Linked DNA regions of Homo sapiens: regions 2 and 3 are each linked to region 1. A link is a loop called in an ENCODE intact Hi-C map of the cell type or tissue named here. Cell type or tissue: B cell. All regions are shown on one strand. Links, peaks and the distances in the headings refer to the core of each region. The heading gives the core; the rest is flanking DNA. Region 1 overlaps FRMD4A (FERM domain containing 4A). Region 2 overlaps FRMD4A (FERM domain containing 4A). Region 3 overlaps FRMD4A (FERM domain containing 4A).

Region 1 (10,485 bases), core at 842-8,841:
TGTCTGGATTATTCTTTAATTACATTTTCTTCTACCAAGTGTCCTGTAGTTCTGATCATCTCAACTCCTTGTAAGAAAATAAACAGAGATTAGATTTGCCTCTTCAGAATTTGAGTTTCACAGACAATAAACTGAAGCAAGCAGCAAAAAAATAAGAGAGGAGAAGTCCGATCGGGGAGGAAGGATTTTACAGCCAAGTCCACAGGCCGGATTCTTGGTATCTTCCCTGGCTGATGGAGACAGCAGCTGCTACTTCCTGTCACTCGCAATAACAATGATGGCATGGATCTAAAATGAGGTTCCTGCTAACCAGAACTTGCTATATTTCAGCTAGGTGTCCCAGTTAAGATTTTAGAGGCATTGAGATTCTAAGCATCAGAGGCTTGGCTGCAGAAACTCACAGCTTATTGCTTTCATTATCATGGCTCTTATTTGCCACCAAGAGTAGGCATTTTAAATGTGACATTTGTGTTCATTACAAAATGAAATCACTGGTCCATTTAATTAACACTTGCTGTAAATATTCAGTGATTCCCAAGTGCCCAGGGCTGGATGGGGAAGGGAAAGGGAGAGCAGGGAGAATGGAGGAGGAGACCTGGCTGATGTCATCTGGCTGGGCCCTTGCCATCTGACTAGGCAGTGTTCAGTCTATTGCAACCAGAGGCTTTCACTTGTCAAAGAAGGGGACGGGACTCCCCGAGGCTTTAGAGGCTGTTTAATATTTAATAAGCTCAAACACATAAACACAGAGCACCTATTTCGTTCTCCTTCAGACTCTCTGATAAAATATTCTCGGGTCGGGATCATCTGAGCTAGTTTGGGTGGGCTGTTGCTTGTGGAGTCAGGAAACCTCTTAGCAAGGTCTGCGCTCCATCTAGAGTGTTCCTTTAGACTCAAATAGATGCCCTAAGATTCAGTCCTGCTAAGTGTGCCCCCAAAACCCGTTTAAAATGTAGGTCTGATTATGATTCAGCTGTGGTGAGGCCAGCAGATGAGGAGAGGACAGACATTGAAAAGATTGTCACTCAGTTCCTGGGAGAAGGGGCCACACCATGCCACGCAGGGCCATGTGGGAGGCATTGGGGAGCCGGGAAACAATTGGGCAAGAGCATTTTTTGTGGTTTCTTTGGGGAGGAACGGGCAAGGCTGGGAGAGCAGGCTTGGGATTGGCTAGTTTAAATAATTTCAGCGGGCTCTGCAGCATGGGGGCTGCCCCCTAGTTGTCTGGTACGTGTCCCTAGGGTGGTGAGGGCAGGGAAATAGTGGCCCTGGGTGTGAGAGCCGAGAGGTGGTGGGAGGGGTGGACCCTGGATCCATGGTGACATGTGGAAGTCTTGGGGTCTGGAAATTGGCTAACCCTGGCACCAGCAGTCCCTCCAGGCCCAGCAAGGTCACAGACATCCAAGCATCATAAAGCCATGGTCAATACACAGCCAGACTCGGAACTGTCCATGCAGACCCTCTGAATCCGAGACATAGCCTTCATTTATTTCCCTGGTTACCCAGAGACCTGGAATGTTCTTTGTGAACCCTGGAAGCACTCCCTGCTCCATGCTGGTAGTTAAGGAAATGCAACATTGCCACCTACTGCTGAGGCTCTCCTGAAAATCAGAAAAAGAAGCCACTTTTTTTTTTTTTCTTTTTTTTTGAGACAGATCTGCCTGCCTCGGCCTCCCAAAGTGCTGGGATTACAGGCATGCCCGGCCAAAAACTATGCCCGGCCAAAAACTATGCCCAGCCAAAAACTGGATTAAAAAAAAAAAAGAAGAAGAGGCTGGCCTGTAACCTGAGTACTTTGGGAGGTCAGGGTAGGATAATTACTTGAGCTCAGGAGTTCAAGACCAGCCTGGGCAACATAGTGAGACCCCATCTCGACAGAAAATAAAAAATTAGTCAGCATGGTGGCTTATATCTGTAGTCCCAGCTATCTGGGAGGCTTAGACAGACAGGTCACTTGATCCCAGGAGGTCGAGGCTGCAGTGAACTGTGGTTGCACACTGCACTCCAGCCTGAGTGACAGAGCAAGACCCCATCTCAAAAAGAAAAAAAAGAAAAAAAAATTTTGACTTTGAATCCAAACCCTCAGCCCTCCCCATCTTCCCAGGAGGCTCTTGTCCCTGGTGCCACCGGTGTGCACCATGCCTCTCTGGGCGTGCGGGTGGAGAGGTCTGAGCTCTGTTTCTCTGCAGGCGTTTTTGACTCAGCCGTTCCCTGGCAGGGAGGGAAAGCTCAGGATGAGCTCCATACCCTCCCCTAACAGAACAATGATATGACAGGCCCGGAGCTCACGGGGTTTTCCAGGCTGTCGTCTTGGTGATAAAAGTTAACAGGAAACTGCTTTCCACTTCCGTCGAGAGGAGGTGATTTTTTTTCTCTTCATCTCAGAATATGCGTGTTATTTCCTGTACCTTCTCTGCCCCTTTTATGGCTAGACAACAGAGAGCTTGGTGGAAATGAAGGCAGTCACAGAGATGTAGAATTTGCCACCTCAATTCAGTTTTCCATCATATGAGAGTGGAAACGAAAAGGGAAGCGTTATATTTTCTTAATATACTATTCAGGAGAAAATTGGGGTGGAAGAGGCAGGATGTCTTTACTCTTTACTTTTTAAGAACTAAAGCAAATGAGATTCTTTTAAGAAACATATGGCATTACTTTGAAAATTAAGTTATTTCAGACCTTATATGAATTTAGACTCAAAATCATCATTAGAGCACAAAGGCCACCGTCAACTTCAGGAGGCTTCTGTTAATATTCTGGTGTTAGGATTGCTTTCTCTCTTCCTTGCCTCCCCTTTCTCTCCCTTTCCTCGCTTTTCCTTCTTTTCCTTCCTTTAGTTTCTTTTATTATTCTGCCTACCCTTTGCCAGAGGCCCTTTGCAAAGGATGTAGATTTATTTATTTATTTTTGAGACGGAGTTTCGCTTTTGTTGCCCAGGCTGGAGTGCAATGGCATGATCTCAGCTGACTGCAACCTCCGCCTCCCAGGTTCAAGCGATTCTCCTGCCTCAGCCTCCCAAGTAGCTGGGATTACGGGTGTCCGCCACCACGCCTGGCTAATTTTTTGTATTTTTAGTAGAGACAGGCTTTCACCATGTTGGCCAGGCTGGTCTCGAACTCCTGACCTCAGTTGATCCACACATCTTGGCCTCCCAAAGTGCTGGGATTACAGGCATGAGCTACGATATAGATTTATTTTTTGAAAATCAAATCATTAAAAAGTCAGGAAACAACAGGTGCCGGAGAGGATGTGGAGAAATAGGAACACTTTTACACTGTTGGTGGGACTGTAAACTAGTTCAACCATTGTGGAAGACAGTGTGGCGATTCCTCAAGGATCTAGAATTAGAAATACCATTTGACCCAGCCATCCCATTACTGGGTATATACCTGAAGGATTATAAATCATGCTGCTATAAAGACACATGCACACGTATGTTTATTGTGGCACTATTCACAACAGCAAAGACTTGGAACCAACCCAAATGTCCATCAGTGGTAGACTGGATTAAGAAAATGTGGCACATATACACCATGGAATACTATGCGGCCACAAAAAAGGATGAGTTCATGTGCTTTGTAGGGACATGGATGAAGCTGGAAACCATCATTCTGAGCAAACTGTCACAAGGACAGAAAACCAAACACCACATGTTCTTACTCATAGGTGGCAATTGAACACTGAGAACACTTGGACACAGGGTGGGGAACATCACATACTGGGGCCTGTCGTGGGGTGGGGGGTAGGGGGAGGGATAGCATTAGGAGACATACCTAATGTAAATGACGAGTTAACAGGTGCAGCACACCAACATGGCATATGTATACATACGTAACAAACCTGCACGTTGTGCATGTGTACCCTAGAACTTAAAGTGTAATAAAAAATAATAACAAAATAAAAAGAAATTATAAAAATAAAAAAATTTAAAAAAGAAAATCAAATCATATCAAATTTATTTTGCTTTGAGATGTAAAATTTGCTACTGCAATTTTGCTCTCCATTCTTAAAGAACTAAAAGTTGTTTAACTTTACTGTGCCTCTGAGACCATGGTGGGCCCTATATGAAGACCTTGGTGATATAAGACACCTGCTCCAGAAGCAGGGGGCAGGTGCTTGGCAGGGGCAGGGGTTATGGGCAGAGATCAGCCAGTCCATTAATTTTCAGGCTTTACAAGTATGAGGACCACTGCGTAATTCCTCCAAATTTTGTAGAACCTGAGATGATAAGAATTGTACTAATGATATCTGTGGATTGAGAAAATTTAATGTCTGAAGTTACTCCAAATTCACTCACCAATTTCAAAAAAACTTGAATTGTATTCATCACAGCAGCCTCTGCACACATTTGAAAAATGATAGAAAGCTTTATTTATTTATTTAGTGTGTAGACAAGAGGTTGCAAGCTGGTGGGCCATGGGCTTGATGTAGCCTACAGACGTGGGTTTTTATCTTCATGTTTATGCAACAGTAGCATTATTATCCTTCAGGTATGGTAAAAGATACTTTTTTTTTTTTTTTTTTTGAGATAGAGTCTCCCTCTGTTGTTCAGGCTGGAGTGCAGTGGCACCATCTCGGCTCGCTGCAACCTCCCCCTCCTGGGTTCAAGCGATTCTTCTGCCTCAGCCTCCCAAGTAGCTGGGACTACAGGCACCCACACCCACCCCTGGCTAATTTTTGTATTTTTAGTAGAGACAGGGGTTTCACCATGGTGGCCAGGCTGGTTTCGAACTCCTGACCTCAGGTGATTCCCCCCACCTCAGCCTCCCAAAGTGCTGGGATGACAGGTGTGAGCCACCGCGCCTGGCCAATTATGGATAAATCCTTTTATCTTTTACCATACCTGAAGGATAACGCTACCATTGAGCTTTCCTTTCTAAAAAGACACATGAGGTCCTGTATCTCCAGTGTAGGAACTCTCCTCCTCTTCCATTTCCCAGTGGAATCTAAAAGTATCATTTGAAGCTGGACATTCCAAGTTGTTGCCCCTCAGGTGATTGTATTGATTAGAAGAATTCATTTTTAAATTAATTACTATAAATGAATAGAACTTCTTGAAGCTAAGGGCATCAGTTTGTTCACCTTATACGATGTTGGTCTCTTGTTTTTGCTGCTGCTGTTGTTGTTTACATTGTAGTCAGTTTCCAATATTTAAAAACCAGTGGACTTCTTAGGTAGAGAACCACTTCTTCTTTTACGGTCTGAAGAACAGAAGCCCAGCAGGATGATGTGACTGCCCTGAGTCACACAGAGCTGGGGACTCCATCACTGCTCTCTGACTCCCTCCAGAGGATTCTGGCCCTCAGATTATAACACTATTCTAGAAAACTGTAGTACTTGTTTCTTCTCATTTCACCTTCCTCACCTTCTGCCTCTTCTTGGTGAACCCAGTTTCCAAGAGCCCCAGGTACCCAGCACCCTCCTAGTCCACCCTAAGGGTTGCTACACCTGCTCAGAACCTTCTTCCCTCCAAGATGTTGCATTTCAACCTTTCCCCTCTCTTCCTTTCAACTCCTAGTCCTTCAGTGCGGCTGGTCATTAGACAGTACAAGCGCATTATCTCATTAAAGAATTTAATAAACTCCAAAGTCAATATTATAAAGGCACATTTAGTGTAAACTTAAATAATGGCAGCATGTTTCATCTTGAAAATATCTATAAGCTCCATCTAGATGAAATCCGATTCTCATTTGGCTTAATATGCATTCATATCACAGTGTTAAGAGCACTTAGCATAGCTCTCCGAATGTGCAGAAATCAAATCACACTTCACCACCTTCGGGAGTAGTAGTAACCATTTCAAAGAAAGCTGTGATTAAGAAGAAATTATCTTTTAAAAATCCAACTTGGCTGGGCACAGTGGCTCACATCTATTACCCCAGCATTTCGGGAGGCTGAGGTGGGCAGATAATTTGAGCCCAGCCTGAGCAACAAAGGAAGACTCCGTATCTACAAAAAAAAAAAAAAATTAGGCGTGGTGGTATGCAACTGTAGTCTCAGCTGCTCAGGAAGCTGAGGCGGGAAGGTTGCTTGAGCCTGGGAGGTCAAGGCTGCAGTAAGCCATGCACCACTGCACTCCAGCCTGGACAACAGAGCGAGACCCTGTCTAAAAAAAGAAAAAAAAGGAGAAGAAAAGAAAATCCAACTCAATGACAATTTAGGACAAACAAGCAATGTGATGAAAACAAATAACATTATGTAAAATTATAAAGCAGATAGGACAAAGAAATCAGAGGCCTAGTTTTAGAATTTGTTCTTACAAATTGGTGGTAGACCCAGTTCTTTGGTTATGGTGAGGCCCATTAGGCGTGACCCTAAGCCACTATCAAAACTCCAAAAACAGTTTGTCCTCCCTAGGGAATCATAGAAAAACCATGGATGGTGCCTTTTTCCTTTGTTTATTTAGGATGGGGAATGCCAGCTTTCATCTCAAATCATGTAGCTCAAGAGAGCACTTTATTTTCTGCACCTGCTGTTTCTGTGGTTCACGCACCATTTTTCTCTTTCAGGTTCTATATAGAAAGCATTTCATACCTGAAGGATAATGCTACCATTGAGCTTTTCTTTCTGAACGCGAAGTCCTGCATCTACAAGGTAGGAACTCCCTCTCCCTCAATTTCCCTCTGAAACCTGAAAGTATCATTTGAAGCTGGAAATTCCAAAGTGTTACCCCTTAGGCCATTTTATTGATTAGGAGAAGTCATTTATAAATTAATTACTATAAATAAATGGAATGTTATGAAGCTAACGGCACCATTTAATAATGTGATTCCTGACCCGGCGCGCTGGCTCACGCCTGTAATCCCAACACTTTGGGAGGCCGAGGCGGGTGGATCACGTGGTCAAGAGATTGAGATTATCCTGGCCAACGTGGTGAAACCCTGTCTCTACTAAAAATATAAAAATTAGCTAGGCATGGTGGCACATGCCTGTAGTCCCAGCTACTTGGGAGGGTGAGGCAGGAGAATTGCTTGAACCTGGGAGGTGGAGGTTGCAGTGAGCTAAGATCACGCCACTGCACTCCAGCCTGGTGACAGGCGGAGACTCCATCTCAAAAAAAAAAAAAAGGAATAATAATAATAATAATAATAATGTGATTCCTTTGATCCATGGCTGTGTTTCTGGCTCTGTGGACATGTTTCCTAACCTTATTTTAAAGGTCTCCTGATTTTAAAGATTTCTTTGTCAACTGAGACAAAGGTGAAAAGCCTAGACAAGTATGACAAATGCACCAGTCAACTTAGACAGGTCTTGCAGATAGGAATGAGCTTCTTATAACCAAATACGTGTATATTTGACCATTTTTAGTTGGTCTAGCAGCATCTTTCAAAGGGACGCTATTGTCACTTTGAGACAGTTTCTTTTTTAAAAAAAATTGTAAAATGCACATACATTTACTATCTTAACCATTTTGGAAAATATTTTTATATTTCCATAGGTTTTTGGGGAACAGGTGGTATTTAGTTACATGAGTAAGTTCTTTAGTTGTGATTTGTGAGAATTTGGTGCACCCTTCACTCGAGCAGCATACACGGAAGTCAGTTTGTAGTCTCCGCCATTTTTAAGTGTGCAGTTCAGCGGCATTCAGTACACTCACAATGTTGTATAACCATCCCCACCGTCATTCACCCAAGAGCTCTTTTCATCTGCTAAACTGAAACTCTGTACTCATTAAACAACTTCCCCTTCCCCGTTTTCCTCAGCCACTGGCAACCACTACTTTTTGTCTCCATGAATTTAACCACTCTAGTACTTCATATAAGTGGAATCATATATATTTGTCCTTTTGTGTCTGGCTTACTTTACCTAGCATAATGGCCTCAAGGTTCATCCATGTTGGCTGTGTGTGGTGGCTCATGCCTGTAATCCCAGCACTTTGGGAGGCCGAGGCAGGCGGATCACCTGAGGTCAGGAGTTTGAGACTAGCCTGGCCAACATGGCGGAACCCCATCTCTATTAAAAATACAAAAATTAGCCAGATGTGGTGTTTTGTGTCTGTGATTCTAGGTATTTGGGAGGCTGAGGCAGGAAAATCTCTTGAACCTGGGAGGTGGAGGTTACAGTGAGCCGAGATCATACCACTGCACTCCAGCCTGGGCAACAGAGCAAAACTCTGTCTCAGAAAAAAAAAAAAAAAAAAAAAAAAAGGTTCATCCATGTTGTAGCGTGTATCAGAATTTCCTTCCTTTTTTTTTTTTTTTTTTTTTTTAATTTTTAAGACAGGGTCTCTCTCGCCCAGGCTGGAGTTCAGTGGTGCAATCTTGGCTCACTGCAACCTCCACCTTCTGGGTTCAAGTGATCCTCCTACTTCACCCTCCTAAGTAGCTGGGACTACAGGTGTGTGCCACCTCACCCAGCTAATTTTTGTATTTGTTTATGGAGACAGGGTTTCACCATGTTGGCCAGGCTGGTCTCAAACTCCTGGGCTCAGGTGATCTGCCTGCCTTGGCCTTCCAAAGTGCTGGGATTACAGAAGTGGGCCACCACGCTTGGCTGCCTTCCTTTTTAAGGCTAAATAACATTTTATTGTCTGTGTAGATCACCTTTTGTTGATCCATTCATACATCAAAAGGCACGGGTTATTTCCAAAACCTTTTGCCTATCATGAATAATGCTGTTATGAACATGGATGTCTAAATATCTCCTCGAGACCCTATTCCCAGTTGTTCAGGGTATATACCTATAGGTGGTATTGCCAGATCATAGGGTACTTCTATTTTTCATTTTTTGAGGAGCCATCCCTACTGTTTTCCATAGCAGCTGCACCATTTTACATTTCTACCAACAGTGCCCAAGGGTTCCAGTTTCTCCACATCCTCTCCAACATTTGTTATTTTCTATTTTGCTTTATTAAATTGATGACCATCCCAATGGGTGTGAGGTGTATCTCATTGTGGTTTTGATTTGCGTTTCCCTGTAGACTAGTGATGTTGAGCATATGTCCGCATGCTGTTGGCCATTTGTGTATCTTCTTTACAAAAATGTTTGTTCAAGAGATGATTCCTAATTGAGAGCGACAGCCCCTTGTCCTGTATCCAATTGCTCCATAAGCTTGTAGTGTCTCCTTTTGTGGGATGACCCAAAATGCCTACACCCCTTTACAGCACACACCTCCTCCCGGGGAAGATGGACTTGCGGAATATCACTGAGGTTAGGAACTGCGACTAAAAGAACATTTTTTTTTTTTTTGAGACACAGTCTCACTCTGTTGCCCAGGCTGGAGTACAATGGCACAATCTCAGCTCACTGCAGCCTCCGCCTCCCAGGTTCAAGCGATTCTCCCGCCTCAGCCTCCCGAGTAACTGGGATTACAGGTGTGCACCACCACGCTTGGCTAGTTTTTGTATTTTTAATAGAGATGGGGTTTTGCCATGTTGCCCAGGCTGGTCTCAAACTCCTGACCTCAAGTTGATCCATCCACCTTGGCCTCCCAAAGTGTTGGGATTACAGGTGTGAGCCACCTTGCCCGGCCCTAAAAGAACATTTTAAAAAAGAAACACCCACTCCACTGGCTACCCCCGGCATGCACATAACGAATGCAATGAATGTCTCATGAATGCAATCTCCGTCACACCCCCTTAGGGCTGCTCATTAACAGTAATAGACAAGAACGGTTCATTCCTACAAAGTTCACATGATGTGTAGGCTTGTTGCTGAGTGCTTTATGTGAATTGTTTAACTGAGTCTTCACAACGCCTTTTGAGATAGACACTGCTTTTTTTTTTTTGAGAGTGAATTTTGCATAAGTTTATTGATGGTAATTAATTTGGAGGCCAAAATGCATTCTACCTTGAAATAAATCAAATAATACTAAACCTAGGATTTCCCCTTACTCTAAAAATGTAATTAACAAGAAGCGGAAGAGTTTGAGGTATACACCAGCTGACTAATGTAGGGCCACAGAAAGCAAATTAACAGATGTTTTTCTGAATTCACAGCTTAAGTTCTACCTCTTACCTGGGTAAAATGTCAGGGACTCGTCTGAAGTCCTGAAGTGTGAGGATTAGTTAGAATAAAAGTTCTACTAAGGAATTTAAGGGTAGTGCATTCAGTCAGGGCAAATTCCAGATGGACAAACCAGAGAACTTTCAAGTGAAGATTTGATGGGTTTAGCCATTCCTGTGATCTCAGTAAGGAATTTTCTCTTGGTTGTCAGAACATTGATGGAAGATTAAATAAGTCTTTTTTTTTTTTTTCTTGGAGATGGAGTCTCACTCTGTAGCCCAGGCTGTAGTGTAATGGCATAATCTCGGCTCACTGCAACCTCTGCCTCCTGGGTTCAAGCGATTCTCTGCCTCGGCCTCCTGAGCAGGTGGAATTATAGGCACCAGCCATCACACCTGGCTAATTTTTGTATTTTTAGTAGAGATGGGGTTTCACCGTGTTAGTCAGGCCGGTCTCGAACGCCTGACCTCATGATCCACCCACCTTGGCCTCCCAAAGGGCTGAGATTACAGGCATGAGCCACCACACCCAGCCAATTCT
Region 2 (10,485 bases), core at 922-8,921, 240 kb before region 1:
CACTTAGCGTAATATCCTCCAGGTTTGGGAAAAAGACAATCTCTTCAATAAATGGTGTTGTAAAAACTGGATATCCACAACGCAGAATAATGAAACTGGACCTTTATTTTATACCATATACAAAAATCAACTCAAAAACGATTAAAAACAAACATGTAGTTTTTTTTTTTTTTTTCATGTAAACTGGATCTGTGGGACTAATTGGGTGATCAAAATAAAAGCCAGTGGTTTTGCTCTTTAAAAGTATCTCAGTACTTATTTAATAATTGGATTAAACTTCTACTTAGGTTTACTGACCCAGGCATGAAAATAGGTAACTAATGTGTCTTACTGACTGATTCTGATCCACTGTGTGGTGGTCTGATCACCTGCCCAAACCTGATCTTCAAATATGTGATCTTGCTGAATAGAAAACCACTGCTCTAGGTTAGACAGGAAAATGGTTCAAGGAACACATTTTGTATATGCAATTGCCTACTGCTTTGGGCTTACACGTGGTTGTCCTTAATAGAGATTGGTTGATATGAACTGAATTAATCTAGTTGAGGCAAGAACCTCACTTTTGCGGAGCACTCATGCGTTTGAAGCAGATGATTCATTTTCAGGGCTGCAGAAATCTATAATACTCTCTCTAGAAGAACGATCTGCCCACCGTTTCCCTAGGGAGAAGGACTAAGGAGAGACCAGCTTCATGCCTTTACAAATAATTCAGCCAATTCCCACCCCACCACCGAGACTTCTATTTTATTTGAATCTTACCACTAAAACGTTAAGCCCGCTGGAGGAGATGTTTCATAGAAATGGGAGAAAGAGATGATCATCTGAGGTTCAAAGAGAAAGAAATTTAACGGTTCTGAATTTAAAAACATACCCACAAGTGTTGTTATTTAAATGCACAGAACAAATTCCGGTGTTTGCCTACCGTATAGAGTGTGTCACTGATTAATTATTCTCAACCGGCCAGCCCCAGCAGGATGGTTCATGTCAGATCATTCTTAGGTGGCCACCAAGCTTTGATCAACGGTTAAAGTGGATTTTTTTCCAACAGAAATTTACACCATCAAAGAAATGTCTATAAATAGTAGCAGGATCCTGTGCTGTCAGCATTGAGACCTTGGCTGTCAACTCTTCAAACCCAATGATCCCTGGGCTCAACCCTAGGATCCATCACTGCCCTGATGTCCCTGCCACTTAGTGCTGCAAATCCCAACCTCAGGAGGTGTACTACATACCTCCCTCATTCTCACTCATTGCCCTTCCCACAGGGTGGGAGTATGGATATCGATACAAGCGTGCAATGTGTCATAATCACACTGTGGAAAATGGGGGTCTCCATCCCCTCAAGCATTTATCCTTTGAAAAGCAAGTTTTGTTAGTCCCTTTCCTTATGAATTAAATTTGGACAAAATGTTTTTAATATCTGGATTTTCATAAGAGATATGTTTATTTCATCAACCTTCCTCCTGGGGTGGACAAGGGATCAGAGCATGGAGAACAGTTAATGTTTCTTAGGTAGGGCAACAGCCTCTTCTCCCCCTTTGTCAGTGACTCTCCCTCATCCCCAAGTCCCAGAGTGAGTCCCCTGATAAGGAGTTACGCTCTACATTCATATTTCCCAAGAAAAAATAATGTAAGATTACTTCAATCACATCAGGCCTCCTCTTTTCTAGTCTGTAAGGTCTTGAAGAAGAAACAATATCTTAATCATCTTTGTAGGCACCAGCACCTATGCCAGTATATACCCCAGTTAGTAAATAAACATTTGTCCAAAGGGTGCATTAATGAATGAACAAATGAATGTTCACATTTGATATAAGTATTAATAAAATGTCCCCATAATTATCAAAAAAATATATAACAGGTAGTTAGAATATAGTTACTAAGAAAACATCCACAATCGATCGGCCCAAGCCAGCCTTCACCATGTTCTCATATACCGATAAGCACTGACACCCGTGAACTTGCTTGTATGAATGTATCTTCAAGTTTTTCTGTCTTAACACTGGTGTGGTTCTACTTCCTCCCTGGTACCCAGTTACTCCAAGTGGCTCATATCATTCACTAAAATCCGAATTCATGATTAATGTCTCTTCGGGGTGACATCCGCATACACTAATTTCCTGTGCATTCTTCAGGCTAACTCCCTTCTGGTCAATTTCTCTCCTTTGGAAACTATTAAAGTGACTTTTGTTGGAAGAACAGGATGTTCTGAATACATTCTTCTAGAGCCCCAGTGCTAGAGTAAGAACCACACACTCTGCCCAAATCATGTACAATTTCTTATCCCTGAAGTTTGCTATTTACATTCTAAGAGAAGCCAATGCACTGACTGTTTGATTTTTGTTTTGTTTTTGTTTTTGTTTTTGTTTGAGACAGAGTTTAGCTCTTGTTGTTCAGGCTGGAGTGCAATGGCGCCATCTCGGCTCACTGCAATCTCTGTCTCCCAGGTTCAAGCAATTCTCCTGTCTCAGCCTCCCGAGTAGCTGGGATTACAGGCACATGCCACCAAGCCCAGCTAATTTTTGTATTTTTAGTAGAGACAGGGTTTCATCATATTGGTCAGGCTGTCCACCCGCCTCGGCCTCCCAAAGTGCTGGGATTATAGGCGTGAGCCACCATGCCCGGCCGCATTGACTGTTTTTAAAGCCCCCCAAAAAATTGTCTTAGAAAATAGTCACATAAAGTCATGGTTGAGACTGGGAGACTCAACTCTCTCTTGGCAACTGCTTTAAATGGAAACAATAGCTCTTCTCCAAGGTCTGATCCCTTGTCCATCCCAGGAAGAGGGTTGATGAAACAAACAAGTAGTATATCTCTTATGAAATTCCAGCTATTAAAAACATTTTGTCCAAATTTAATTCATAAGGAAAGGGGCTAAGAGGACTTGGTTTTCGAAGGATAAATGCTTGAGGGGATGGAGACCCCCATTTTCCATGATGTGATTATGATGCATTGCATGCCTGGATCAAAATATCTCATGTAACCCATAAATATATACACCTACTATGTACCCACAAACAATAAAAATAAATTCTTTTAAAAAAAGAAAGAAAATTTGATGTTGAACACTCCTCTGAGATCGCTGGAAAACTAGAACAATGTTGCACATATGCAGATACATACCCTCCCCCTAGTCTCCTTATGATAGGGCCCCTCATGGGCATCAGGCTGTCTTGCTTGGTGAGAGAAGGCACTTGGCTTTTTGAGGACCTTCAGGGCAGCTATAGTTTTAACAAAAGATGGCAACTATGTGGCAAGAAGTCCTCTTGTGTTGAGACTTTCTTGCTGATGTGATGCAGCTGGTTATTGAATCAATTTCAGACATGGCAAAACCATGAGCCCCTAGGAAGGTCTGTAGCTCAGTTAGCCCATCAGGGAAATAGATTTTCTGTGCATTCTTGGCTATTGAAGACATTCATCTCAGCACTGCCCGCCCCTTCCTATGCCGTTCCTAACAAGAGACACCTGCTGTGGGACCCGCTCTAATTCTTCCATTAGAGGCCTGAAAACAAAATAGAAACCATAACTCGAAGAACATGCATGTACAATTTAGGACCCACTGTCAAGCTAAACTCATCTGACAAGACTCCAAATCTGCTTTTGAAATAATACAGTGCTTTTTGTCCATTTCTTTATCTTTGCCCTTAATTTTATGGTAGCTTTGTTTAAGTGTGAAATGTTGAATTAAGTCTGTGTCTATCTCCTCTGGGAAAAGAAAATTCACAGAGAGATACTAAAATGGAGAGTTTTAACCGTTCATACCCGAGAGAGCTCTGATATGCAGGGAGGGGAGTTTTACTGTAAAGCAGAAATGTTATATTTATATTTCCCTCTCGATCTCATGAGGCCCACCTTCTTTGACATCAATGTTGGCTGTTAAGTGGTCACACTCTGTTTGGAATCAGGAGACCAGAGTTTAACAGAAAGTGTTTAGGGAACTAAGAGGACAGAACTGGGCACTGGCTTGCTAGACGAAGGCTGATTTTGTTACTACAGTCACAGCAAGGATGGCCATTAGCGTCTTGACAGCCACGTGTCCCTGAGAGATTTTCTCAGGCCTGAAAAACTGTCCAAAGCAGTATCTTTCTTAGGATACGTGATTTCAGCCTTAAAAAGGGAAGAAAGTCCGACACAGGCTACCCCGTGGGTGAACCTTGAGGACATTACACTAAGTGAAATAAGCCAGTCACCAAAGGACAAACACTATATGATCTCACTTATACGAGGTCCCTAGAGTGGTCAAATTGATAGAGACACTAAGTAGAATGATGATGGCCAGGCAGCTGTGGGAGGGGAGAAATGGAGTTATTGTTTAATGGTCACAGTGTTTCCGTTTTGCAAAATGAGAAGAGTTCTGGAGATGGATGGTGGTGTAATAGTGACTATCCTTAAGGCCCCAAAATTTTTCTTAGACAATAATCATGTGATGTCATTGTTGAGACTAGCAGACTGCCTTAAATAAGAAACACTAGCTGTTATCCACAGTCTGATCCCTTGTCCATCCCAGGAAGAGCATTGATGAAATAAACAAGTCTATCTTGTTTATTCCAGTACAATGTGAACCAAGTACAAGGTGAATGTACTTAACACTACGGAACAGTACACTTAAAAATAGTTAAGATGGCAAAATTTATGTGAGGTATATTTTACCACAATTTCCAAACATTTTTAAGTTAAAAAAAAAAAGCAAACTTTGGAAGCAGAAAAGGAGAAACTGCATTTGCAAGATTTCGTGGATATTCTGTAACTGGCAGAAGCTTGAGGAATTGACACGAGATATTAAATTTTTTCCTTGATGTTTATCTACTCTTGCAGCAGAGGGGGTGCATAGGATGGAGAAGAAAGACAGTGTGAGGGATCTAATAATATTCTGAGGAAAAATTTAGTACCCTCACAACTTTCGTTTCCTTGTTTTTCACAAGACTATGTGCTTTTCAGTCATCGTGTACAAAACAAGGTCTGATACGTTCTCTACAAAGAACTATTGATGGTGTGTCTGTGTGAATTGCCCTAGCATTGGTCACAGCCAACTTCTGTGGGACCCACTGCCCCCGTTCGACAATACACTCCAGTGTGTTTAGCCATTTATGAAAGGTCAGAAATCAACTGAGAAATGGGCTAGAGTCAAAAACATGTGGCCCTATAAATATCAGAGTCAGACAGTCTATTCCATTTTCCCCACTCTTGCTTTCACCCCATCTCACTTCTCTCTTTCACTCACTGGTGAGGTTCTCTGCGCTTGGCCAGCACCTCGGACTGTGAAGTTACACAGGGAAGGCAGTGGCTGCAGTCTTCATCTGGTGGCCTCGCTTTATGCCCATTCTGATCCCATAGCACCATTATTAGAGTTTGGTGTTTGTTTTTTCAAAATATCCTTGTACAGTTTCTGGCTACACAGCTCGAGCAGTCCAGCCTGCGATGTTCTGCTTTCTTTTAAGGGTTTCTACTTCCCATTAGTGGCAACCCTGCCTTGTGATCAAATTTGACGCCGACGGTGTTTCCTGAGCTGGGGAGTTTGCAGATCTGATCTGTCAGCGGGGACTGAGAGCAAATCGGGACATTCATCATGACTTTGGCTGCCAAGCTGGAAGACTTTGAGCTGACACTGGAGCACCTGCTCATGGATGTGTTTGTAAGTAAAGGCTTTTCCTATTCCAGGCGCAAGAGAGTCTCCCCTGCCACTCCGAAAGTCCTTGGGACCCTGTCCCCATTACGGAATCTCATTCTGATCTGCAACTGTGCAGTTCCCAAGTCCACATGATTTATTCTTACTCATGTGCGGTCAGGGGAGAAAACCGTAAAGTTCCTCAGTGCCTGAGTGGCACAGAATAGTCCATGCAGATTAAATAGTAGAGATGTGGGTTTAGAATCAAGTCACTTGCAGAAATCTGAATGAATAGGGTGAAGAAATAGAAACCATTTGCCAGAAGAGATCAAAGCAGCTTCAGTAGCTATTCCCTGAATGAACCACATTTGTTTGTTTATGAAGTGACCATCCCAGAAAAAAAAGTGGGGAGGGTGCTCAAAATGCTAATTTTTTTTTTAGAGGATGCTGAATCTAGGATAGAAGCATGAACTTCACTGTCCCCAGAATTCCAGTGTGTGGGTCCCTGCTACTTGGAGAGGCATTCAGTTACCAAGAGTTCCTCAGGAAGTGATTTTGTGGCCTGAGGCTGTTTGAGAGATTCTCTGCTAAAGAAAAGAGCAGCTGACAAGGACACTTCTATTCCTGTGATGATTTTAGCGATGCAGGCTTTGAAAACTGCAGGGCACGCACTGCAACCTTCACATCATTTCTATCTTAAACCAACCACACTCTTTCTTCCAGTACTTTTCTCAGGGTTTTCTGTTGGCCACGGGTCTGTTCGTTCTGTGTTGTTCATAGGGGTTTAGGGAACTGCAAGACTGTGAAATACACAGGTGGTAAGGCAGCTGAAAGGTCTTCTCGATCCAAGAACAACACTGCGCTGCCCCCGGGAAGGCGGCTGTGAGCTGTTACCTTTCCAGGACCCGCCAGTCTGCGTCTCGCAGCTGGAGAAGGCTATGGAAGGTTGGCGCTTTCTTTATAGTACATCACTGAGTCCTTTTCAGGAACCTTTCAGGGAATGGTGTGTTTTGGCAGACGTGAGAGTCTGAGGCTTTTTTTTTTCTTTATTAATTTAAAATTTGTCTTCAAATTGAGGCAACATTGTGCTGGCAGAATTCCCAGAGGGAATCGCCCTTCCCAGGGCTGGGTGTGGGGCTCTGGGCGACTCGCATTCATTCTGACCTTCGTGTTGGAAGTTATGCCTGGAGGAGGAATGCGTCCAGAAGGGAGAGCGTCCTTCTGGGTTTCCAGGGATGGGAGATTCATGGCCAGGGTCATGACTTTATGAGAAGTATGAGTAGAAACTGAACTGCAGACAGGGAGGTTTCTTGGACCACTTCCTCTGCCTGGCTGCCACTGCCTGGGATGGTGGGGATGGTGGCTGATGGCTGTGGAGTCACTCTTGGGGGTGATCTGTGGCATGCCAAAGTGTTGGTGTGAGTTTGGTCGTATTGGAGGAAACGAATTAATCAGGGAACTGTTTTATTTCAATACCACAAAGTCATTAATACATTTCCCATTCTCTCCTTAACTTCCCCTACCCGCAGGCTCCTCTCCTAACACTTCTACCACCTTCGTCTCCTTTCCCAGCTCCAAGATGCACTCCACCTTGAAAGAGAATGGGGTCAGACACTCCATCCTTTTCTCTAAATACAACCCATCTTTTCATAGCCCCAGTGTGCATCTTTGACTTATCACTTGAACTCACCTTCTCATCCTCCCACAGCCAGCACTTCTCCAGTTCTTCCATCCATTATCATCTCTAGCCCAACCTCCCCACACTCAATTTTTACCCCTTATTTACATAGCATTTGCCTGCCCTCTGTAGCAACATTTGTGCCCCTGCTTCTCCCTTGAGAAGCATTTAAATCACATTTAACATTATGCAATGTTTATATTAAATCATGTGATTCCAACAAATTCAGGCAGCTAGACAAAGTTTGGGCCAGATCACACAAGGTTTTGGAGGTCAAGTTCTCTTTTAAGCCTATCTCTTATAATTTCCCATTGTGAGTTCCCCACTCCAAACTGGTCAACATTAGTCTCTGCAAGACAGCGAGCCTCTTCTCATTACTATGTCTTTGTGCTTGTAATTCTGCTTCCTCTTGACCTGTCTGAAGTTCATACATCCTTCAAGCCTCAATGAAATTCTCTCCCCTCTGCGAAGCTTAGACACGTGGATTTCTGTCGCACTTCCTCTCTGTACCACTCATTATTTGTTGACCTCACTTAGTTAATTCTCTCATTCTGTGTCTCTGTCTTGCCTCCTCCTCAAGGTGATCCTGAGATCCAAAAGGCAAGGACACCTTTGTAACCTCCATGGCACCTAGAATATTGTATACAAGGACCTCAATAGATACATATCAATCGCTTGAGTTTTAACTAGTATATTTTTACTGTTATTGTAAAATTTAACTTTTGCTGGGAGCAATAAAATGCAAAAAAAAACGCAGAAATCTCATGATTGCATGCATTTCTTACCAGGTTGTACTCTGGTGTCTGACACAGTCATTTCAGATGCCGTTCTGGTGATATACTGAAGAAATCACTGGATGCAAAAATAATAGGGACTCTTTTTTGTTTGTAATTTGTTATTGTAAGATATCGGTGAGGTGCACAAAAGTCCATAAAACATGTATGGATAGTCTAAAGGATTATTTACAACATGAACACCCTGTGTAACCACCACCCAGATTAAAAATGAAATATTGTGAGTGAGGACTCCAGGAGTCTCTGAGTATCCCCTCTAGATTAAAATTCTCTCCCTCCCCCAGAGGGAAACAGAACCCTCCCCCAGTTTTTATTTATTTATTTTTATTTTATTGTATTTATGTATTTATTTGAGTCAGGGTCTCCCTCTATCCCCCAGGCTGGAGTGTGGTGACATGATGTTGGCTCACTGCAGCCTCGACCTCCTGGGCTCAAACAATCCTCCCACCTCAGCCTCCCAAGTAGGTGGGACTACAGGTATAAGCCACCATGCCCAGCTGTTTTTTTTATTATTTTTTTTTTTTATTTTTGTGGAGATGAGGTCTTGTTATATTGCCCAGGCTTGTCTTGAATGTCTGGGTTCAAGCAAACATTTTGCTTCAGCCCCGAAAGTGCTAGGATTATTACAGGTGTGAGCCACCATGTCTGGACCCCCCAGCTTTTATATAAAGATTTTTTTTATTTTCTGTATAGCTTCCCCACCTATATACACATCCCCAAAGAAAATTGAGAGGGAGCTTTAAAGTCTCATGGGCTCAAGTCTCAATCCCAGCTTGGTACCACTTCCTAGATGTGAGATTGTTGGCAAGCATTTCGTCTTTGTGAGCTTCAGTTTCCTTATCAATACAGTGCAGCTAATGCTACCCGGCTTACAGGATCATGGTGAAGATTCAGAAGAGGTGACATAGAGCAAGTGTCCAGGGGTGTGTCTGATGCCAAGGAGGCACATGGTAGGTCAGTTCTCTTCATCCCTTGCCTTGCCCCTAGAAAAGGCATCTGTTTTAAGTCGCCTGCTGCAATCCATCATCCCCCTTTCCTCCACCTCTACAGCTCTCTCCCACTATTTCTCCCTAACCTTTCCCCCTTGAATGATTGGGAATTTGGGTTCTTTCTAAGCACAGCCTTCACTCCCTGCCTGAACCACAGCAACCTGTGGCTGTTTCTCCTGCTACCAAAATTGCAGGAGCCCTGTGCTCCTGCTGGCTTCCCTAGCATGGCCTCTAAACAAAACAAAAAAAAAAATTGGGGCTGCCTTTTTTCCAGTCACCTTCCAGAGGAGTCAGGGAGATTGCCTGATGCCCCATGGGGTTTGAGAGGCTAAAAACCTAAATAAGAACAAAAGAAGACTTGACATCTATAGGCCAGTGTGTCCTCTCCCAGTCTTGCTGGGGACTGTAGCCTTTCTCATATGAGTGGGATGGTCTAGAAAGAATATTTGCATCAGAAGCCCATTAGCCTTGGGTTTCCTCTATAGCTGATGGCATGCTCATTAGGCTGTCATCCCACTATCTCAAGAACAGCTGTTTCCATATTGACACTTCTTTTCTGGGATTACAAAGGGCCACTGGGGGGCTTTGGGGGAATGCAAGGCTTCTGCAAGATGAGATAAAAGGGACAGATCAGACTGGTGTTTCATAATTAGTTGTCATCACTCTGGGGCGTCTCTGGCTGCTGCTATGCTGCTGGGTTCGTGAGAGGAAGCAGCACACATGTTCGCGTGCACAAGCTCGCACCTGCAAATGTACATGCAGGATCCTGCACCAATGCCAAGAGCACAAGACGGGAGATCAGTCCAAGCACACGAATGGCTCTTCAGGACAAGCTCCAGAAGTGTTGGCAGTGCCCTCAGTGACGTCTTTGTCCTGTTTCGTTTTGTCTGTCTGCATCTCGTTTCAGAAGATTTAAAATGCTTCTCTCCGAGGCATACCTTGGAGGCTATGCATTCAGCAGCCATTCCAACAGCAGGTCCATAGATGAGGAGCCCCACAACGCACCCCAAAGGAAAAAAAGAAACAGAGGAAATCAAGCAGGTTTCCTGAAACATTTCTCATTGGATTAAATAACCCAGTATCAGACTCAAATCTGTCCTTTCAGAAAGAGGCCTGTGGTTCTAGGTCACCCTCCACAGCCCTACTTCTGCTACTGACATTGCATGGGCACGTTCTCAAAGGCATCAGCCCCATCACTGTCCATCTGATCTGGCTCAAATCCCCTGTTTATATTGATCCTTCTGTTTATAATTTAATTTTTATTTTTATCAAAATAATATGTGTACATGGCAATATTCATAACATTTGAAAGCTGAAGAGTACTAGAAGGCTTAGAAAGAAAAACCCAGGCTCCAGTCCTTTCCTGCCAACTTATGAGTCTCTTTCCCTATAAACACATGTGTCTCTTCCCCCTCTGTC
Region 3 (10,485 bases), core at 1,648-9,647, 140 kb before region 1:
ATTAGAGAGAATCATTTTCAACACCACAGGGACAAACCATATCTCATTCAAAAACAATCCCTAGGCATGTCCCTGAGCCTCCGCGGCCATCAATGGGTCTGCAGAGCTGAGGTTTCCTTTCTGACTCCTTGAAAGGCTCACGCAGGACAAGTAACCCCTGCGGCTTATCAGGCAGAGACCAGCATTATCAGACGCTTAACGGAGAAGCCAGAGAGTAGCAGGAGCCCTCTCTTGTCACTCGTCACCTCTTTATTACCATTCTGAGCCAAAACCACACAAGCCACTAAATGCAGTGAACGCCTTTGATGAAAGCAGGGCGTAGTGAGTGAAGGAGGTAGAGCCTCATTCAGTCCTGTGCAGACCCGGCTGAGCCTATGGGGATTGCAAGCTGGAAGTCCTCCACAAATACATAGTTCTCTGCATGAGTGAAGTCATCTCCATCTTCTCACCAAGTTTGAAATAGGGTGTTATTGTTACATATCCCTCCTGTCTGGAAATTAAATGTATTTTTTTTCTTGGAGAGAAAATTGTTAATTCTCACTCCATGTCCTGGCACTGAATAATAATTATTATAATCCTTTTGGTTAATATTTATTGCATGTTTATTATGTACCTGGCTCTTTGCTGTATGATTTTCATGGAATATCTAATTTAATCTTCACAGCAACCTTATGAGAGTATTTATGCCCATTTGATAGATGAGCAAACTGACACAAAGAAAGTTCAAGTTAATTTGCCTCCATCATAGCACTAGTAAGTAGCACAGCTAAGATTCAAACTCACAACAGACTCTGACCGCAGATCCCATCTCTACCACTACAGCCTACTGCCATGTTGCCTGCTGAGAACTGAAATACTGAAAGTTATAAATATTTTGCCTAAGTTAATATTCGGGAATGACTTAGAACCGCTAATAGAAACTAGGCCTCCAGCTTTGGGGAGTGCTGTTCCCTCCCTACTGTCCCCCAATTTTTTCAGGTGGCAAAATAAGCCTAAATTCCAGGTTTTAAACCAGTTGTTCTGGATTTTCCTTCCAGAGGTGATGTTGGTTCTTATCTTCATAAGTTGGTTTTCACTCTGGAAGGGACAACACTGCTCCCCCACCAGGCTCTACCATGGCAAACCTTCAAGGTGCAGCACTCGGGTAAGCAGGTGACCCAGGGCGTAGTAGGCGGGCAGCTCTGCACCTGCCAGGTGGACACAAAGGGTGTCCAGGTAGCACGCTGTACCTCCAGCTCAGGGTGGTCTTCAGCAAGGACTCAGCCTGGAGAACACACGGCAAGTTCTCCAGACTGGCTGCTAAGCATTCCATGCAGAAAGAGAATGGAGCCTGCACAAATTATGAAACATGGAACTGTCACTGTGATGATATGATTATGGAAAATTTACATTTTATATGTCAAGTGGCAGCTTAATTTAAAAATAAAAAACTCCTGCAGGCTACCATCCCACAAATAATGTGTGGCTTGCTGTGCAGCCAAACACGCTTACAAATAATAAGGAAATAAAACATGAGAATAACAAAATGGTTTGGCGCAAAAAGAAAAGGGTGCCAAGCGTGTCCGGTTACTTTCAGATCAATTTCTAATATGCCACCAAATGCTCAAGCATGTTTGGAACAAACTGGAGGCCTTATTAAACTGAGAATTCCATGTGACATTATTTCAAGGAGGCCTCCTCCTTCTCATTACTCTGTTGCACGTCTCTGAACAGGCAGGAAGGGAGAGGAAAAAGGAAGCTGGAAGAAGTCCCCTGTAACTTGTGCCCACTGGGCCGTCTGTGCTGGCTGAGTGGCCCAGCCAGCCCCTAGCACTGGGGCAGAGGGAAAAGGGATGGGGCATGACTTTCAGCAGTATCTCCTCTCCTGCCCAGGGACACCCCCACATATCCTCAGAGCCACTGCCAGCCAGCCTTAGCACAATGCCAAATCACGAACAGGCCATTAAGGAGAATATATGATCTCCATTTATCACTGACTGTAAAAAGAAATGAAACAGAGCAGCTAAGTTAAAAAACCAACTGCTAGTCTTCTAGTAAGGGTCTTTATCTTTTTAATCCCACGGCTTTAAAAAATGTGCATGTAGATCATTTGCCAGGATATAAATGCCAATCCAAATACTTGTGTAAATAATTTAATTTTCATTAATTAGAATTCAGAGTTTAGGATTTTTTCTTTAAGTAGAAGAGAAAAACAAACTTGGTTTGCTCAGAGTTTGTTTTTCTCTTCTACTTAAAACAAAAAAAAAAATCCAGCTAAAGATATGTTAAGTAAGGCTGGGCCTTTCAGCACTTTGGGAGACCGAGGTGAGCGGATTGCTTGAGCCCGGGAGTTGGAGACGAGCCTAGGCAACGTAGCAAGACTTCTTCTATGCAAAACATTTAAAAAGTTGGCTATGCATGGTGAAATGCACCTATAGTCCCAACTACTTGGGAGGCTGAGGTAGGAGGATTGCTTGAGCCTGGGAGGTCAAGACTGCAAGGAGCCAAGATTGCACCACTGCACTCCAGCCTCAGCAATAGAGTGAGACCCTGTCTCAGAAAAAAAAAAAAAAAAAAAAGGTATGTTAAGTATAACTATCCTTTTCCTCCCAGCTGAATTTCTCTTTTTAAAAATGGATCATTGAGCTATAATTTTAAATTCTAAATACAATTCAGTTGAATTCTGAAAATGGACTCTAAAAATAATATCAAGGAAAAAAATCTGTTACATTTCTTATGAGCTCCATCTTAACTTACTTGCTCCAAATGAACTCAAGTTTCTTGAATTTCCAACACTGCCAACTACTTTAAAATCTAAAGATCAAGTTGTGTTTACTTTCCATATGTTGTTATGAAATGATGGCCTTCTCTTCTGTATGGACAGTCTCTACACATTTATAGAATTTATAGTTCTGGCATTTACTATCATGCTAGCATCACTTGTGGAAGAGGACAGCCTAATGGAAATAACTAGACTCTCGTTCTGATCGTTTCCTCATGCAAAGGGTATTTTTTGGCTATTTTAAAATTATCTCCCAGCTCCTTGTAGAACTTGTACCCTGAGAAAAGGCAGAAACCACTTGAATCCAATTGAAATAGAAAATTCTTAACTTCTTGAGTGCTGTAAGAAAAATCAGATACCAATATATGATTCAGTAAGCTGTAAAAATCAATCTTCAAGCACTGATTCATGGGCAGCCATGAGTTTAGAGGAGTCTAGGTTCTAGAAAACATTTCTATTATAGTAGAATCAGTTTTTCTACATAGATGGTTTTACATGTTAGGGGAGCAAATGATGACACTGGGCTTCATTCTCAACCGAATTTTTTTTTTCTTTTTTTTTGAGACGGAGTCTTGCTTTGTCACTCAGGCTGTAGTGCAGTGGCACGATCTCAGCTCCAACCTCTGCCTCCCGGGTTCAAGCGATTCTCCTGCCTCCACCTCCCCAGTAGCTGGGATTACAGGTGTGTGCCACCACGCCCAGCTAATTTTTTCTGTATTTTTAGTAGAGATGAGGTTTTACCATGTTGGCCAGGCTGGTCTTCAAGTCCTGACCTCAAGTGATCTGCCCGCCTCAGCCTCCCAAAGGGCTGGGATTATAGACGTGAGCCACCACACCTGGTCTCTAAACTGAAAACTTAAATGAAGGCTTGGGTTGGACTCTTAGGACTTGGAAGAACTTGACCATGTTACCTTCTTCGGAAAGGTGGGAAATCCAATCTGTAGGAATAAAGATAGAAATTCCAGAAGTGACCCTCAGTGGAATTTATTTTTCTGCTCTAAAAGTATGTGGGTCTTTTAGGCGTCTTGGCTCTGTTCATTCTGTGTATCCTTGTACATTGTCGTGTAGGGCACATTTTTCTTATTTGCTTGTATAAGGACACTGTCTTAAGTAGAAAACATGAAGACCAGCATGGTCAGTGAGCCCTGAGTGAAACAAATGTCCTGTCTTACTACAATCAAAACTCTGTTTCAACAGCAGCTGGTGGACCAAAAGGAAATACTGTGCTTTCTGCTAGTGTTTGAAGGAGATGACATTATAAAGCCTGCAAGTAAATCTCTAGCAGGCTTCTTATCTTTGCCTTTGGCTTCCAAATTGCTGACTGATCATTGGGACTGCTGTTGTGTTGCTTTTTATTATGGACTGGAATTGCCTTGGTTATTGGCTTGGCACTAATCAATACCCATCACAAAAGGGAATAGACAATGAGATCATCATCACTCCTCCTTCTCCCAGGCCTTAAGGGGTCCAGAAACAATCACTCCCTACAGTAAAATCTCAACTATCTGGACCAGTCTGGCTGCAAATAACCCCAGTGATGAGATTTTCACTGATTCTTCTAGGAATCTGTGTTCACAGTTGGCCAGGGCAGGCTGACAAATGTTTTCCAATACACAGCCTCATTTTCTCTTCTGTTCCATTTCTTCACATCACTTCTAGTTAATGCACAATATACAGAAGCAGAAACAGGTCAAAACTGGGTTGAATATATTCCCCTCGTCTGTGGTTTTCAAATCTCTGCAGCCACGAATTTCCTCCTTGAACCACACACGATGAACAGACGCCTAATAGGAGAAATAAAAAGTTGATTTCCTTGAGCAGCAAATTTTTAGCACACACCAAATTCAATCAATCATATAAATGTACTGATTGATAACTTGAAATTGCATGAGGTAAAGGGAAATTTTATACTAAAAAAAAAAAAAAAAAAGAGCCAGGTGCAGTGGCTCACCCCTGTAATCCCAGCACTCTGGGAGGCCGAGGTGGGCAGATCACGAGGTCAGGAGATCTAGACCATCCTGGCTAACACGGTGAAACCCTGTCTCTACTAAAATTACAAAAAATTATTCAGGCGTGGTGGTGCGTGCCTGTAGTCCCAGCTCCTGAGGAGGCTGAGGCAGGAGAATTGCTTGAACCTGGGAGGCGGAAGTTGCAGTGAGCCGAGATCACGCCACCGCACTCCAGCCTGGGCAACGGAGTGAGACTCCATCTCAAAAAAAAAAAAAAAAAAAAAAAAAAAAAAAAAAAGCGTTTCACTACAATAGAAACTTTCACTGGGCCCGATATTGTTACACTGAAAATGGATTTTAAAGAAGGAACAGAAACTAAAATTAAAGAGCATTTGCATGCTGCCTTTTGTGCAATTAAATTTTTCTGGGAAAGTGGTTTGAATGACCAAGAACAGAAGATAAAGCGATCACATTCAGGAGGTTAAATTTTTGTACACAAAAGTAAATATACAAATACTTTTGATTGATAATAGAAGTGGTGATTAGAGGGAATTCTTTGTTTAATGTATATCTCCATCTGTTTTGGCCCAGTGGTCAAGATCAAGCCCCACCATTGGTGCAGTCAGTGAATCTAAATTCTGATCAGGAGTGGGATAACCCCACCATCCCTGTGATATCTCTTCCTTGAAAGAAGTAAGTGCAGATCTTGCCCATTGTGCCACCACAATTGCAGCCTGTATTAATGAAGAAATGCTCCAGTTGCATTCTCTCTTAAGTCATTCTTTTTTTTTTTTTTTTTTTTACACGGAGTCTCGCACTGTCACCAGAGCTGGAGTGCAGTGGTGCAATCTCGGCTCACTGCAACCTCCGCCTCCCAGGTTCAAGTGATTCTCCTGCCTCAGCCTCCTGAGCAGCTGGGATTACAGGCGCCCGCCACCACGCCTAGCTAATTTTTTGTATTTTTAGTAGAGACGGGGTTTCACCATGTTGGCCAGGCTGGTCTCGAACTCCTGACCTCATGATCCGCCCGCTTCGGCCTCCCAAAGTGCTGGAAGTCATTCTTTCAACAGATGTCTGCTGAACACACTATGACAGGTACTCTTCTAAACATCAGGGATAACGCCGAGAATAAAACATGTCCGTGCCCATGCTCAGGAAAGTTCCATTTTAAGAGGACTTAGGGTAGACAGGAAATGAACAAATATAAAATCTGTACTGTGTCAGATGATAAGTAACATCATGAAGAAAAATAAAATAGTCTAGGAGGATGGAGAGTAATGTGAAAAGAATGTGGTTTTGACTGAGTGGTCAGGGACTGCTTCTCCCTGAGAGAAGTCCTTCCTTTATGGCAAGAGATGCTATCTGGGGGAAGAGAGTCCCAGGCAGAGGGAACGGTAAGTGTGGTGGCCTAGAGGTGGGAGCATGGCTTTTCTGATGACTGGGAAAAAAAAAAAGGAACGAGAAGAAAAGTAGGCGGAGATAAGATGGGGTAGAAAGGAGATTTCCAAATAATGTTGATTTTTTAGGCTGGCCCATGCACTTTGGCTTTTACTCTTAATTAGATGAGAAGTCATTGGAGGAACTTCAGCTGGAGTGTAATGTGATCTGGCTTACGATTTTAAAGGATTACTCAGGCCATGGCATGGACAATAGACTGAAGGAGGCCATGTTCCACAGCCTGAGTCATTTTTAGCCATTCCCTCATTGGGCAACAGAGACAGCATGTCCATGAGATGGGCACATAGTATAAAAGTGGGGAATAACAGCTTCAAGATCTTAAAAAGCTTCTTCTTAACTTTAGATGCGCAGCTGAATTGCAGCCTCCACTGCCTCTCCCCTAGCCACGGCCCACCCCAACCTGATGGTTGATCCCTCTCACATGGTTTGTCATTGACATGTGGCACATGCTGCCTCTATCATTACATTGCTTTGTGACTTGCAGGTTTATTTTGTCTATCTCCCCTTCAATACTGTGCCAACCTTGAAAACAGGGTGGTGCCATGTTCACCTCTCCATTCCTCCCCAGGGCTGGCACATCACAGAGACTCAACCATGCTTCTTTGCATCAGTGAATTCTTTAGCAATCTGTTAGGACTAGCTAGCACCAATAAGATGAAATATCTTAAAGATCAACTGCTTATGTATAAGATAAACGTGGCCTACCTTTACAATAGTCCAGGTTTTAAAAAAAAGTCTGATTTTTAGCAGACCTTGAACTCGGTGTGAGGCATTACATGTGGTATAGCTGTTCTTTAAAAAAAGTGATGAAACCTTATGGTAAACATAGGTTTGGGCCATTTGCCGATTAGAATAAATGTATCATAGCATATACATGATGCTGTGCTAACATACCCGGTTTATGTGTGTGTACGTATGTGCACACATGTGTGAGCAGAAGCATTGTTTCCTCTTTCATCAGATAAGGGACCTGCCCACAGAGCCTAAGTCTAAAGTTGTGGTACTAGTAGTTTGGAAGGAGAAAATGTCGCACTCAGGAACACTTGTATGGAGGTCGGGTGCTTTAGTTCCTTGACATCATAACGGTCATGGGTTTTGTTGACACCTGAAGAAGAAAGCTGTTTATTTACATATACACTGTAGATTCTCCTTAGATGAAAGGGATTTGGCCTTAAACATCATCTTCAAGGAAACATATATTGATGCTTCTAAGATTCAAACAAAGAGACAGAGATTTTTGAATAACATTGCCCTGGAAAACCTCACTCGATACAGACCATCCACTCTAGGGTTTCCCACCATGCTGTTTATTGTGTGTCCAAGGTGTGTGTTCCTTATTACTTCCTTCAGGAAAATACATGATTACCCTAGGTTATCATTATGGACTGAGCACATTTTTTTCTCATCCCATTTTCTCACTTCTTACAAGCATAATTTAACCAAAGAATGAACTACTCACAGTTGCTTATAATCCTGAATGGCAAATCAATCCTGCCATTTGAATACAGTCTATTTATTGCAGACAATTACTGTAGTCTGAAGAAGTCATAAATAGACAGACATGGCAGAAATAGTCAACATTTCTGTCACATGCCTCATTGTAATGATTCAGCTCTACTATGTCCTAGAGAGAGAAAAAAAAATTTACAAAGCACAGAACTTGTGGGTTTCTAAATAATTTTTAACTGGCACCATACGATGCTAATTTTGTCTCCTGTTTTGGCATTTTCTAGTCAGAAGCAGTATGATCTTGTCATTAGAATAATAAAGCAGGAATTTTGCCCTCTAGTTCAAGTAGAGGTTTGAGCAGGAGGAGAGCTTTTTATTTTTAGAGCAGACTGCACTTACCTCATAGCTAGAAAATAATCACCTGTAATCTAAAAAAATAAACCACCTGTATACTACTTCTATGTACTTTTACATGACCTTAAACCAGTCATTTAACCTCTTTGTGTTTTACTTTCTTTTATAAAATAAGAGTTAGACCACATATATTTTCTGGCTGTATAAGATCATTTAATACTTGCCATAATACATGTACTGACATTGATCTTAAAGACCATTGCCTGTCTTTATTTACGTAGTACCTTCTATTTTTTTTTTTTAATTCTTCACTGATTATCACCAATGTAAGGGATAGACAGATGAATTGTCACTGTCATCATGAGCTGGGGCTGCAATAACAAAATACCATAGACTGAGTGGCTTAACCAACAGACATTTATTTCTCACTGTGCTGCAGGCTGGAAGTCCAAGATCAAGATGCCAGCAGATTCCATTCCTGATGAGGGCTCTCTTCCTGGCTTGCAGACGGCCACCTTCTTGCTGTGTCCTCAGGTGGCAGAGACAGAAAGCTCTGATCTCTCTTCTTCCTCTTCTAAGGGCTCTAGTCTCAACATGCAGGCTCCACCCTTAGAACTCATCTACACCTAATCGCCTACCAAAGGCCTCCTCTCCAAAAACCATCACATTGGAGGTTAGGACTTCAACATATAAATTTAGGGGAGAGGAATACAATTTAGTCCCTAGCAGTCACCATATAACATTTCTAAATTCTTAACATACACGGAGGGAAATGTTGCCACAAGAAACAATGTAAAATAATGTAAGAGCACTGGAACCACACTGTCTGGGTTTGAATTGCAGTTCCGTCTCTCACTAACTCCAAGACTCCATTCCTTATGTGCTGCTATGGCCTGAATGTTTGTGTTCCCCAAAATTCATCTGTTGAAACCTAGCCCCCAAGGTCCTGATATTAGGAGGTGGAGCCTTTGACAGGCCATTAGGTTATGAGGGTGTGCTGAGCCCTCATGAATGGTATTAGTACCCTTATAAAAGAGGCACCAGCCCAGACATGGTGGCTCATGCCTATAATTCCAACACTTCGGGAGGCCAAGGCAGGTGGATCACTTTAGCCCAGGAGTTTGAGATCAGCCTGGGCAACATACTGAGACCTGATCTCTACAAAAATACAAAAATTAGCCAAGCATGGTGGCACACGCCTGTGGTCCCAGCTACTTAGGAGGCTGAAGTGGGAGGATCACTTGAGGCCAGGAGGTCAAGTCTTCAGTGAGTCATGATTGCACACTCCACTCCAGCCTGGGTAACAGAGTGAGAATCTGTCAAGAAAGAAAGAGAGAAAGAGAGAGAGAGAGAGAAAGAGAGAAAGAAAGAGAGAGAAAGAAAGAAAGAAAAAGAGAGAGAAAACTAAAAAGCCCCAGAGAGGTCCCTTTTCCTTTCTACCATGTAAGCACACAGCCAGAAGGCAGCCGTCTGCAAGGGGAAAGAGGAGCCCTCACCAAAATCCAATGGTGCTCGTGCCCTGATCTTGGGCTTCCAGAACTGTGGGAAATAAATTGCTATTATTCATAATAGAACCCAGTCTATGTATTTTGCTATAGCAGCCTGAACAGACTAAGACATCTGTAAAATGGGGATGATAGGATTAAGTGAATTATGATAGGTAACATGTGTGGCGCAGTGCCTGGCACATAGTGAGAATTGATTCAGTGTTAGTTACCACCCTACTATTGAAGCACCTGTGTATAACTGGTCACATGCTAAGTGGAAGGATTAAAAAAAAATAATAAAAGCAAAGATTTGAATACAAAAATTGGCTTTCAAGCCCAAACAAACATGCCATGTGTACAAAATTTTGGAATAATAGTGAATGATTTTATAAGCCAAGTGCAGGACACATGTCTAAAAAGAATGTTCCCATGGGAGAACACAGTGTTGAATTTCTGACACCGCAGTAATGACAGGGAAATACCCTTTCGACACAAGTGGTTTTCCACTATTCACCTATAAGTGTGTGGTGGAATTCAAGTGCTGTGGACTTTGGTTGCAAAAACACAATGCCCAAATTTGTACGCAACCAAAGGTTGTATTGTAATGTAGGTTCTTACTACCTAGAAAGAATTCCTATAATCACCTTAAAAATCTGCATTCTGGATGAAAGTATTTAACACACTTTCAAAATACCCAGGTAGGACTGGGTGAAGACAGGCAGGATGTAAAGGACACCTTAAAGGCATTCAGTTCAAGAACCTCATCATAGCTTTTGAGAACAAGATTGTCCTAAGGAGACAAAAACATGGAGTTGGGGAGGATAGCATTGAGTCAGTAGCTCCAAAGTTCTGCTTCTGCCAAAAAAAATGCCTACATGCCAGAGGAATGTTAAATGCTGGATCTTTTTGTTCCATCTAACTGGTTTCGTAAAGATTTGGAGTGGCTCTGTGATTGTTTTATACCTGATGACTCTTCTCAGTTGCTGTAGACCCTTTAATACTTTAAAAATCTTGCTCCCCTTCTAAG

The links. A loop is a pair of places that touch in the nucleus more often than their neighbours do. Peaks named below come from ENCODE experiments on the same cell type or tissue, not always from the same donor. Only the 100,000 strongest peaks of a DNase experiment are listed, where the experiment ranks them.
Region 2: it touches region 1 in a loop (3-fold over the local background); 3 of 110 quality-filtered maps call a loop at or near these places.
Region 3: a loop joins it to region 1, with 5 times the contacts of the local background. A loop is called at or near these places in 4 of 110 quality-filtered maps.

What each region holds. Positions count from the first base shown.
Region 1 is chr10:13,779,031-13,789,515 of GRCh38, reverse strand. It overlaps FRMD4A (FERM domain containing 4A), which reads left to right. Exons shown (of 25, transcript NM_018027.5): 6 at 6,510-6,594. Among named protein-coding and RNA genes, the nearest start is that of PRPF18, 200 kb to the right of the region's middle. RefSeq lists enhancers at 617-1,207, 2,023-2,072. In B cell, for the core only: CTCF peaks have their summits at 1,705 and 5,334; DNase peaks (open chromatin) are centred at 1,485, 2,315 and 5,265; H3K4me3 peaks cover 1,333 bases; H3K27ac peaks cover 4,391 bases.
Region 2 is chr10:14,019,501-14,029,985 of GRCh38, reverse strand. The region is part of intron 2 of FRMD4A (FERM domain containing 4A); the gene reads left to right. Among named protein-coding and RNA genes, the nearest start is that of FRMD4A-AS2, 33 kb to the right of the region's middle. RefSeq lists an enhancer at 9,647-9,696. In B cell, for the core only: no CTCF peak of the experiment used is centred there; DNase peaks (open chromatin) are centred at 5,465 and 7,753; H3K4me3 peaks cover 1,361 bases; H3K27ac peaks cover 952 bases; H3K27me3 peaks cover 1,006 bases.
Region 3 is chr10:13,920,090-13,930,574 of GRCh38, reverse strand. All of the region lies in intron 2 of FRMD4A (FERM domain containing 4A), which reads left to right. Among named protein-coding and RNA genes, the nearest start is that of FRMD4A-AS2, 66 kb to the left of the region's middle. In B cell, for the core only: no CTCF peak of the experiment used is centred there; a DNase peak (open chromatin) is centred at 5,094.